Regions from separate parts of the Homo sapiens genome. Here region 2 is linked to region 1. The links are chromatin loops, found by intact Hi-C in ENCODE. Cell type or tissue: endothelial cell of umbilical vein. All regions are shown on one strand.

What was found. A loop is a pair of places that touch in the nucleus more often than their neighbours do. Peaks named below come from ENCODE experiments on the same cell type or tissue, not always from the same donor. Only the 100,000 strongest peaks of a DNase experiment are listed, where the experiment ranks them.
Region 2: a loop joins it to region 1, with 2.6 times the contacts of the local background. A loop is called at or near these places in 2 of 110 quality-filtered maps.

What each region holds. Positions count from the first base shown.
Region 1 is chr12:102,117,291-102,122,290 of GRCh38, forward strand. NUP37 (nucleoporin 37) reads right to left here and starts at 2,824. Exons shown (of 10, transcript NM_024057.4): 1 at 2,760-2,824; 2 at 1,073-1,293. The coding sequence starts at 1,228. It overlaps PARPBP (PARP1 binding protein), which reads left to right and starts at 2,893. Exons shown (of 11, transcript NM_017915.5): 1 at 2,893-2,996. RefSeq lists enhancers at 2,625-2,694, 3,739-4,296. In endothelial cell of umbilical vein, no CTCF peak of the experiment used is centred here; a DNase peak (open chromatin) is centred at 2,861; H3K4me3 peaks cover 1,628 bases; H3K27ac peaks cover 1,516 bases.
Region 2 is chr12:102,298,708-102,303,707 of GRCh38, forward strand. All of the region lies in intron 3 of LINC02456 (long intergenic non-protein coding RNA 2456), which reads left to right. Among named protein-coding and RNA genes, the nearest start is that of LINC02456, 22 kb to the left of the region's middle. In endothelial cell of umbilical vein, a CTCF peak has its summit at 2,560 (motif pointing right); a DNase peak (open chromatin) is centred at 2,534.

The DNA.
Region 1 (5,000 bases):
AATACAAAAATTAGCTGGGTGTGGTGGTGCATGCCTGTAATCCCAGCTACTTGGGAGGCTGAGGCAGGAGAATCAACTGAACCCGGGAGATGAAGGTTATAGTGAGCCGAGGTTGACCTCCAGCCTGGGCGACCAAGCAAAACTCTGTCTGAAAAAAAAAAATAAAAATAATAATAATACTCTGATAGACAAAGGATTAACCAGATAGTCCTGAGGGTTGAACCTTCATTGTTCCAAGTCTCTCTTACATGTAAAACTAGCTTTCCTCTGGGAAAACATGGTTTATGTTCACCACAAAGCAATCTTACTTTGGTGATTAAACCTGAGAGTGTTACCACTGCTCGTATCAATGACAACTAAAACATACATATGGATTACAATGTTGTCAGATGCCCTCTTGGAATTTTTATTTAGTATATTTACATATACTAAAATTCAAGCATTAGTTTCCTCATGTTTACAGGAGATGCTAAATATCTTATTCAAGGTCTCATAGCTAGTAAGAAGTAAGTAAAGCAGGAGTAAACATGTAGGCATTCCAGTTCTAGAATTCATGCTCTTAATGGCTATGCTTAACTGCCTGCTCAATTAATATGACTCCATATTCTGCATACATTAGATGCACAAAAAGTATGACAGCATACTAATAGGAAAGCTGAATATTATAAAAGCTATAAAATCTCCTGGAAGATTGTTTTTTGGGCTCTCAACATTAGCTGGTTTTGTATGTCAAAGCAGGATGTAGAAAAACCGTAATTAATTGGATCTCATTTATATTGTTTTTTTCCTGTACATACCAATGTTCAGTTAATCATAGCCTTCACTTATCAGAATATTCCATTAATGATCATGAGGCAAAAGTGAAGCCTCATACCATTCTTTTTCACTATCTATATAATGTTTACATAAATCTCAGGCACATATAACTGGGAACATCTTTCTCTATGGATCTTATCTTTTTTTTTTTTAACATTCAAACTCAATATACTTTCAAAGTTTAGATTTGGTTTGTGTAAGTTCTCTTAGTAGTGAAATATGTTCACTGTCATTCGGTGCAGTTTTGTAGACTAACCTGAAACGTACACGTGCCAATGACCACATAATTATTGCCACCATATGCAATTAGGTTTCCTGAATCCCCATTCTCAAAGGGATTAAATTCTACCACATGCACATAATCTTCACAATCCACAGTGTAGGCAGCATTTCTTGAGGCATCTTGCTTCATCTTGTATGTCAAAATTCAAGCAGTTGTGAAAATTAAATAGCCTTCTACTGGACAAGGTCACGAAACTGTGGATTAGAGCACAGGTACAATTACAATGGTCAATATGTTAGTCATTCAGCAAATGCATCAAAATAAGGTTGTGGTGTTACAATGAGACAGAAAGCTCAAAAGAAACATTTAAAGTACTTATCAAGGGACAGAAACTGCAGGAAAAATATTAAATCTAGTTATTAATGGTTCCACATTTGCTCCACAGCTCTTTCCCATATCTGTGATTCTAGCAGACAATAACACTGCAAAGTTCTGTTTAGATTATCTAAAACAAATAGTATTTCATCTGAAGATGGAATCATTTTAACAGCAAATGTTAATAAAAATTAATAACTTTTATGAACCACTATTTGTAGGTACCATATTAAGCATTTTACTGACATGATCACATCTGGTATCTGTACAAATCTAAAGGCAGGTACTACCTCTGGTCTCCATTTTGTAGATGGAGAAACTGAGGCTTCAGTAGGTTAACTAACTTGCCAAGCTCATAAGCAGGGCCAGGATTTGGAAGACTTCATTGTGTGTGGAGAACCAGCGCTAATGAAGAAAAAAACAGCCTCCTGGCTTGAAGGAGACCACAGTTTAGGGATAGTTATGACTCAACGTGAAAAGGGCTATAATATAAACAGATAGAAAATACAGGATCTGTTGTTAAGGAGTACCAAAATGTGTGATATAAAAATAATGTTCAGGGGGTTGGGCGGAGGGAGAGCATCAGGATAAATAGCTAATGCATGTGGAGCTTAATACCTAGGTGATGGGTGTGCAAACCACCATAGCACACGTTTTACCTTTGTAATAAACCTGCACGTCCCGCACACGTATCCCGGAACTTAAAAATTAAAATAATAATATTCTTAAAACTAGGCAGAAGACCTTAACCTGTCAGGGACTAGTGTGCATTCTGGAAGTAGCATTCCCACATGAGAATTATGGGTTTTAGAGTTTTTGGTTTTTTAAAAAATTCGACACAAGGGTTGTCCTGAAAACAGCTGGACTCAGTAACAAACATATCAAGCACCTTAAGAGTATGTACTGAGAATGAGTCCCACCTCGAGACGCTTATAAACTAGTAACTTTAGGAATGGACATCAGGGACTGGAGACTTTTGAAGGGTGACCAGCAAGTGTTATGGACACGGAGACAGAGAGGTATAGAAGTGCAAGAGATTCGAGGTCACGAAATTGTTCCGTCCCTACACCTACTGCTCATTAAAGCAGTGGCCGGGGCCTCACCGTACACGTTGGACAGGACTTGCCCCTGTAAAACTACAACGGCAGAGAAGAAGGGAGGGAACAAGATAAGTCTCTGCAATGAGCGCCGACACCTCTCCCCGGGCCAGGCGAGTTCCTCAAGACCCCGCTCCCACCTCCCGGGGCCCGAAGTGGGAAGGAAGAACTCCTGGGAATAGAGTGGCAAGGCTGGGCGGCCGGCAGAAAAGCATCCCGGCCTCTCGGGCTCCCAGCTCGATACGCACCGCAGAGCGCCAGGAACCGACCAGAGGCAGGCTGGTCTTCCTTGGGGGCTGCCGCGACGCGCTGTGGCTCTGCTTCCGGGTCGGAGGGCGAGCGCAGCGATTGGCTCCCGGGGCCTCCCGCGAGGTTTGAACTGTATTCAGCGGCGACAGCGGCGACTGCGGCGGCCGCGGGAGGGCATCCCGTTGGGGATCCTTCCGCACACTGAAGAGTACGTCTTCGGGTCTACCCCTAATCACGTAAGTCTCGCGTCTGCCCTACCTGCCCTGTCGCATTTTTAAGTGGTGATTCAGGCTGTGGCTTTTGAGGGTGTTTTGCACTGTAATACCTCGGTCGTAGCAAAGTGCCGTGGGACCGAAGTATTATGGTGCAGTGACTTGACGCTCGAGCCTGGTTGGGCCTGGGGGCTGTAGGCGGAGTTCACAGTATCTAGCGATGGAGCTGGTAGGTCCTGAGGGTTCGTCTGCAGCTTGGAAGACAGGCCCGTAGAGGCCTGCTTAACTTCCATTAGTTAGGCAGGAAACCTGGGTTCTAGTCCCACTATGTACACGGACTCCAATTCCTCAACTTTCTCCTACTCCTGATTAGTTACAGCCTCCCAAGGAACCTTTGGGACTTGCACTCGAACACTGATAATGATGTTGAGTGCAATTTTTAAATTGAGCACCTACTAAATGCCTGGCACTAGGTGGGTTATGTACTTGTTTCACTAACGTCTCATTCTGTGAGGTAGGAATTCCCTTCCTGGTTTTGCAGGTGAAGAAACTTATGCTCATTAGAGATTTTAAATACCGAAGGACTACAGGTCATAAAGGGGGAGCCTGGAAGTGATATCTGACTCGGAAGTGTAGTTCTTTCAACCATTTCACACTGCCTGCCCAGTGACAATTTTCTGTCTCACAGTTTTTGCTCTAGAGCAACTTGGAATCCAATTTTTTAAAAACAAGTGTTATCGCTGCTGCCTTTGGCTACTGTTTTTTTGTATAGTGCAGCCTGCCATTCAGAGTGCTTGCATATTTATTGTCTCATTGACTTCTCACAAGGGACTGGAAGGCAAGTATTTCTGTGTGATGATGCCTCCACCTAGGAACCACGTGTAAGGCTTATGGCATAGGCTCCCACAGCCAGCTAGCTACAGGAAGAGCTGGGACTAGACCAGGGGTTGGCAAACTGGCTGTGCTGCCTGTTTTTGTGCAGCCAGCTCCTGAGCTAAGAAGGAGTGTTACGTGTTTATATGGTTGGGGGAAAAAATGAAAAGAATAATGTTTTGTGATGTGTAAAAATTACATGAAATTCAAATTTCAGTGTCCATAAAAAAAGTTTTATTGGAGCACAGCTATACTCATTTGTTTGTTTATGTATGTCCATGGCTATTTTCACACTAGAAGGTCAAAGTGAGTAGTTGTGCATGCCTCAAATATTTACTGTTTGTTCCTTTAGAAAAAATTAGCTGATCCCTGAATGAGACTCTTGGTTTTCTGTCACCATAGTAATGCTCTTTTTTTTTTTTTTTTTTTTTTTTTTAAGACAGAGTCTCACTCTGTCACCTAGGCTGGAGTGCAGTAGTGCTATCTTGGCTCACTGCAACTTCCGCCTCCCTGGTTCAAGCGATTCTCCTGTCTCAGCCTCCCAAGTAGCTGGGGTTAGAGGCACACACCACCACACCCAGCTAATTTTTAGTAGACAGGGTTTCACCATGTTGGCCAGGTTGGTCTCGAACTCCTAACCTTAGGTGAGCCTCGGCTTCCCAAAGTGCTGGGATTACAAGTGTGAACCACCATGCCCAGGCAATGCTCTTTTACTTTTAACTCAAAACAACTTAGAAACTCATAATGCATGATAATAGCTAATGTGCTTTTATACATGCCAGGCACTGTTCTAAAAGCTTTACTTGTGTTTATGTCGTTGACTTGTCATAAAACCCTATGGGATAGGGTTTTCATTTTCATTATGAGGAAGCTGAGGCAGGGAAAGGTGATGTAACTTGGCCAAGATCTCGCAGCCAGTAAGTGGTGGAGCCACATTTCAGAATGGCCTAATTCCCAAGTGAGTCTTCATTCATAGCAATCAAATCTCATAATACTACCTTTAAATAATACCAGTAAGTAATTTACTCCTAAAAATGTATTTCAGGCAAAGTGACCATGTCACTGAAGCTGACAGTTCTTCACTTTCTTTTTTCTTTCAAGAGATGAGGGTGATTTTTTGAAGAGAAATACAATTCTTAGCTATTTACTAGGATT
Region 2 (5,000 bases), 180 kb after region 1:
CTCATTTAGTTCTGCTTTGATCTTTGTTATTTCTTTTCTGCTACTAGTTTTGGGTTTGGATTATTATTATTTTTCTAGTTCCTTGAGGTTCAATGTTAGGTTGTTAATTTGAGATTTTTCTATCTTTTTTTATAAGGGCATTTAATGCTACAGAATTTCCTCTTAGCACTGCTTTTGCTGTATACTAGAGATTTTAGTATGTTGTGTCTCTATTTTTATTTGTTTCAAGAAGTCTTTCAATTTCTGCCTTAATTTATTATTTACCCAAAGGTCATTTGGGAGCAAGTAGTTTTGCTTTCATGTACTTGTGTAGTTTTGAGAGTTCCTCTTGGTATTGATTTATAATTTTATTCTACTGTGATCTGAGAAGATACTTGTTATTATTTTGATTTTCTGAGTTTATTGATACTTGCTTTATGGGCAAATATATAGTCAATTTTGGAATATATTCCATGTGGAGGTGAGAAGAATGTATATTCTGTTAGATAAAATGTTCTGTGAATCTCTATTAGATTCATTTGGTCTACATCCCAGTTGAAGTCCAGAGTTTCTTTGTTGATTTTCTGCCTTGATGATCTGTCTAGTGATGTCAGTGGGGTGCTGAAGTCCCCCACTCTTATTATATTGCTATCAATATGTTTTCTTAGGTCTAGTAGTATTTATTTTATGAATCTGGGTGCTCCAGTGTTGGGTGCAGATATATTTAGGATAGTTAAATCTTCCTGTTGTATTGACTTCTTTATCATTTTATAATGACCTTTTTTGCCCCCTTTTTTTTTTAACTGTTGTTGGTTTAAAGTCTGTTTTATTTGATTGAGGATGACTACTCTCTCTTGCTTTTGTTTTCCATTTGCGTGATATATCTTTTTCAACCCATTTACTTTGATTCTATAGCTGTCTTTAGCCAGTATGTATGTCTCTTGTAGGCAGTACATGTTTGGGTTTTCCTTTTTTATACAGTTTGCCACTCTGTATCTTTTAAGTGGAGCATTTAGGCCACATACATTCAAGGTTAATATTGATATGTGAGGTTTTGTTTCTATCATGTTGTTGTTAGCTGATTGCCTTGGGATTTCAATTGTGTAATTGCTTTATAAGGTCTGTGAGCTTTTTACTTATGTGATCTTTTATGATGGTGAATGTTGTTGTTTAATTTCCATGTTTAGAACTCCTTTGAGGTTGGGCAGTGGCTCATGCCTGTCATTCCAGCACTTTGGGAAGCTAAGTGGGAGGATTGCTTGAGGCCAAGAGTTTTAGACCAGCCTGGTCAACATAGTGAGACACCATCTCTACTAAAACAACAACAACAAAAACAAAACTCCTTCGAGCATTTCTTGGAGGACCAGTCTAGTGTTGATGAATTCCCTATTTCTCCTTGATTTATGAAGCTTAATCTGACAGGATATAAAATTATTGGGTGGCATTTTTTTTTCTTTAAAGATGCTAAAAATAGACCCCCAATCTCTTCTGGATTGTAAGTTTTCTGCTGAGAAGACAGCTACTAGTCCGATATGATTATATATATATAAATGCAATTAGACACTTCTCTCTTGCCATTCAGGATTATTTTGTTTACATTGACTTTGGATAGTCTTGGTGAAGTTCTTGCAATGTATTATCCAGAAATTCTCTGAGCTTCTTGTATCTGGATGTCAAAATCTCTCCTAAAACCAGGGAAGTTTTCTTGAAGTATTTCTGCAAATAGGTTTTTCACACTTTTTGCTTTTTCTTCTTCTCCCTCTGGAATACCTATAACTTACAGGTTTGTACACTTTTATATTTCACAAAGGCTTTGTTCATTAAAAAAAATTTTTTAAATATTATGTCTGACTGAGTTAATTTGAAAGACCTGTCTTCCAGCTCTGAAATTCTTTCTTCCACTTGGCCTATTGTTAACACTTTCAATGTATTTTGTAACTCCTTGACTGAATCTTTTATTTCTAGAAGTTTTGTGTGTGTGTATTTTTTTAAATGACATTTATCTCTTCTTTCATGTCCTAAATTGCTTTTCTATTTGTATGGGTTTTCTGCTTTTTCTTGGATCTCACTGAGCTTCTTTAAAATCAGTATTTTGAATTATTTATCTGATATTTCAAAGACTTCATTTTGGTTAGGATTTGTTCTGAGGAGTTAGTATTCCCCTTTGGGGGTGTTGTTACATTCTGTTTTTTCCATACTTTCAGAGTTGTTTCCCTGGTTGTTTCTTATCTGGATAAGCTGTCTCTCCTTCTTATTTTTTAATTTTGCTTCCCTTTGGACAGGATTATTTTGCCCCCTTGAGGAGGTGTCTGTACTGTATGATGTGGTGTAGTGTCCTTTGGGTTTGGTTCTGGGTATTTTCAGTGGCAAAGAGTCTGTATAAATTCTTTGGTAATAGCCTTTGTATGGTGACTTTCTCAAATGCTGGTTGTTGTAGTGATGTGCTAAGCATGTGAGCAGCCTCACTCACTGCCTCCTGTGGGCTCAGGGTGATGGAAGTCTCAGGAAGCTTATTTCATTCTCCAGTACTCTGCACTTGAGTCAGCAGATTTCCTGTTGTGTTGCACCATTCAACTTCCAGGCCAGTAGGTGGTGCTTATGTCTGTTTTTATCTCCTACACCCTTGTGGTTCTTATGCTTAGTGTTCTACCCATGAGTGAAAATTGGGTATTGAAGTACCCAATTATTGATGAATTGTCTATTTCTCTCTTCATTTAAATCAATTTATGCTTCATATGTATTGGTGCTCTGTTGTTAGGTGCATATATATTTTTGATTGATGTATCTTTCTGGTTAATTGACCTTTTAAAAAACATCTTCTTTTATCTATAGTAATATCTTTTGTTTTAAGGTATATTTTGTCAGGTAATTGTATAACCATTCCAACTTTCTTGTGGTTGCTGTTTGCATGATATTTCTCTTTCATCTTTTTACTTTAAGTCTATTTGTATTTTGAATCTAAAGTGTGTTTCCCATAGATAGCATGTATTGACTCTTGTTTTTTGATCTAGTCTGAGAATCTCTGCCTTTTGACTGGATTATTTAGTCCATTCACCTTTAATGCTATTATTGATATAGTTGGAATTATGTTTGCCATTTTTGTTTTTTATATATCTCATGTTTCTCTTGTTCCTCTGTTTCTGCTTTACTGCTTTCTTTTGCATGAAGTGAATATTTTATAATGTAGCATTTTAATTTTTTAAATTATTTTTTCACTATATTTTTGAGTTATTAGTGGTTACTCTAGGGTTTTTCTATATACACTGTGACTTATAATAATCAGTTTGAGATTTATACTAAATTAATTCTAGTGAGATACAGAAATGTTACTTCTATATACCTTTGTTCCCTTCCCCCCATTTTTGTGATACTATTCTTATTCATATTACATCTATTACATCTAATATCTGAATATTACAAACCCAACAATGCATTGTTGTAATGATAAATTTACACGCTTTTATGTTTTTTAAGGATATTGAGGAGAGCAAATACAGACACACACAAACACACACACACATTTATAGCTTTTGTTGTGTTAGCCTTTTAATTTATCATTTCTGGTTCTCTTCATTTGTTCCTGTGCATACAAGTTGCCATCTGAAGTCATTTCCTTAATCCAATACAGCTTTGCCCCCACCCACCTCTTTTGTTCTATTATTGACCAATATTACATTTTTATGTTATAGGCTCAACATCACATTATATACTTCTTTATACAATTACTTTTAAAATCTTTTAGAAGAAGAAAGGAAAAGAAATGCCTTGACTTTTACAATTAGATAATTACCTTTCCTGGTTCTTTTTGCTTTTTTCATATATATATTCCAATTACTCTCAGGGTTCACTTGTTTGTAGCATGAATTTCTTTTAGTACTTCTTATAAGGTAGGTCTGCTAGCAACACATTCCCTCTGTTTTTATTAGGACATGTCATTATTTTACCTTATTTTGGTGGATATAGAATTCTTGGTTAATAATTGCTTTTTTTGGTTCATTCTGAATATGTTGTCCTTCTGGCCTCAATTAATTCTGCTGAGACATCAGCTGTTAATCTTCCTGGAGTTTCAGTCTAAGTGATGAGTCATTTTTATCTTGATGTAGTCAAAATTTTCTTATTGTCTTTAGCTTTAGCTTTTTCACTTTTAGGTGTCTTTTGATGTGACATTGTAATCATACTTTTTAAATCATGGCCCATTTTATTTGAAAATATTATTTGAAATTATTTATAATCTCTACTTTGAAAACTTTTTCTGTTCAATCTGACATCTGATGTCTGTTAAATCTGACATCTGGTAAGTCTTCCAGGCAGTTTCTGTTGTCTACAATTTTTTTTCAGTGTATTGCTTATTCTTTCCTGCTTCTTTATATGTCTCATAATTTTTTGTTGAAAAATTTTAGGTAGTATATTGTAATAATACTGGGTACTGGTCTTCTGGGGCTTGTTGTTATTTGCTTATTTACTTGTTTGTTGATTGACTAGATTATTTTGGTGTAATTTATTTCTTCCTCTGAAGCATAAAGTCTATAAAGTTGTTTCTCAGGGGATGCAGTTTGATATGCTCACAGTCAGCTGGCAACACAGTGGATTTGGGAGAGCTCTCTTTTGTCTTTTTCTCTGGTCATACCCAGGTATTATGCTCCACTACTTACTTGCTGGCTGATGGCTCTGTTGCTTTCAACAATGCCCTGGAATATAGATTGTTTTACAAACTGACCCAAAAATTTGGGCTCTTCTTAAAAAATTGTTCCTGAGGTCAGTTTTTGAGATTTGTTTTGACCCTAAGAGGGTTCCTCCCAGATGTCTTGCTTTCTATTTCTCTATAGCAAATCATCCAGCTTACAACTTAGGCTATATCTCTAACAAATCTATCAATTTTTTCCCAATTGCTTTTCACAAACTTTCACTGTTTTTGAGAGTGACTTTAGGCTTGAAATTGTCCATGGTTTGTTGGAAATGAAGTCAATTTCTTTGGGGAGAGATTTTAAGTATTCTGTTATACAGCGTGCTTCTCTACGTTT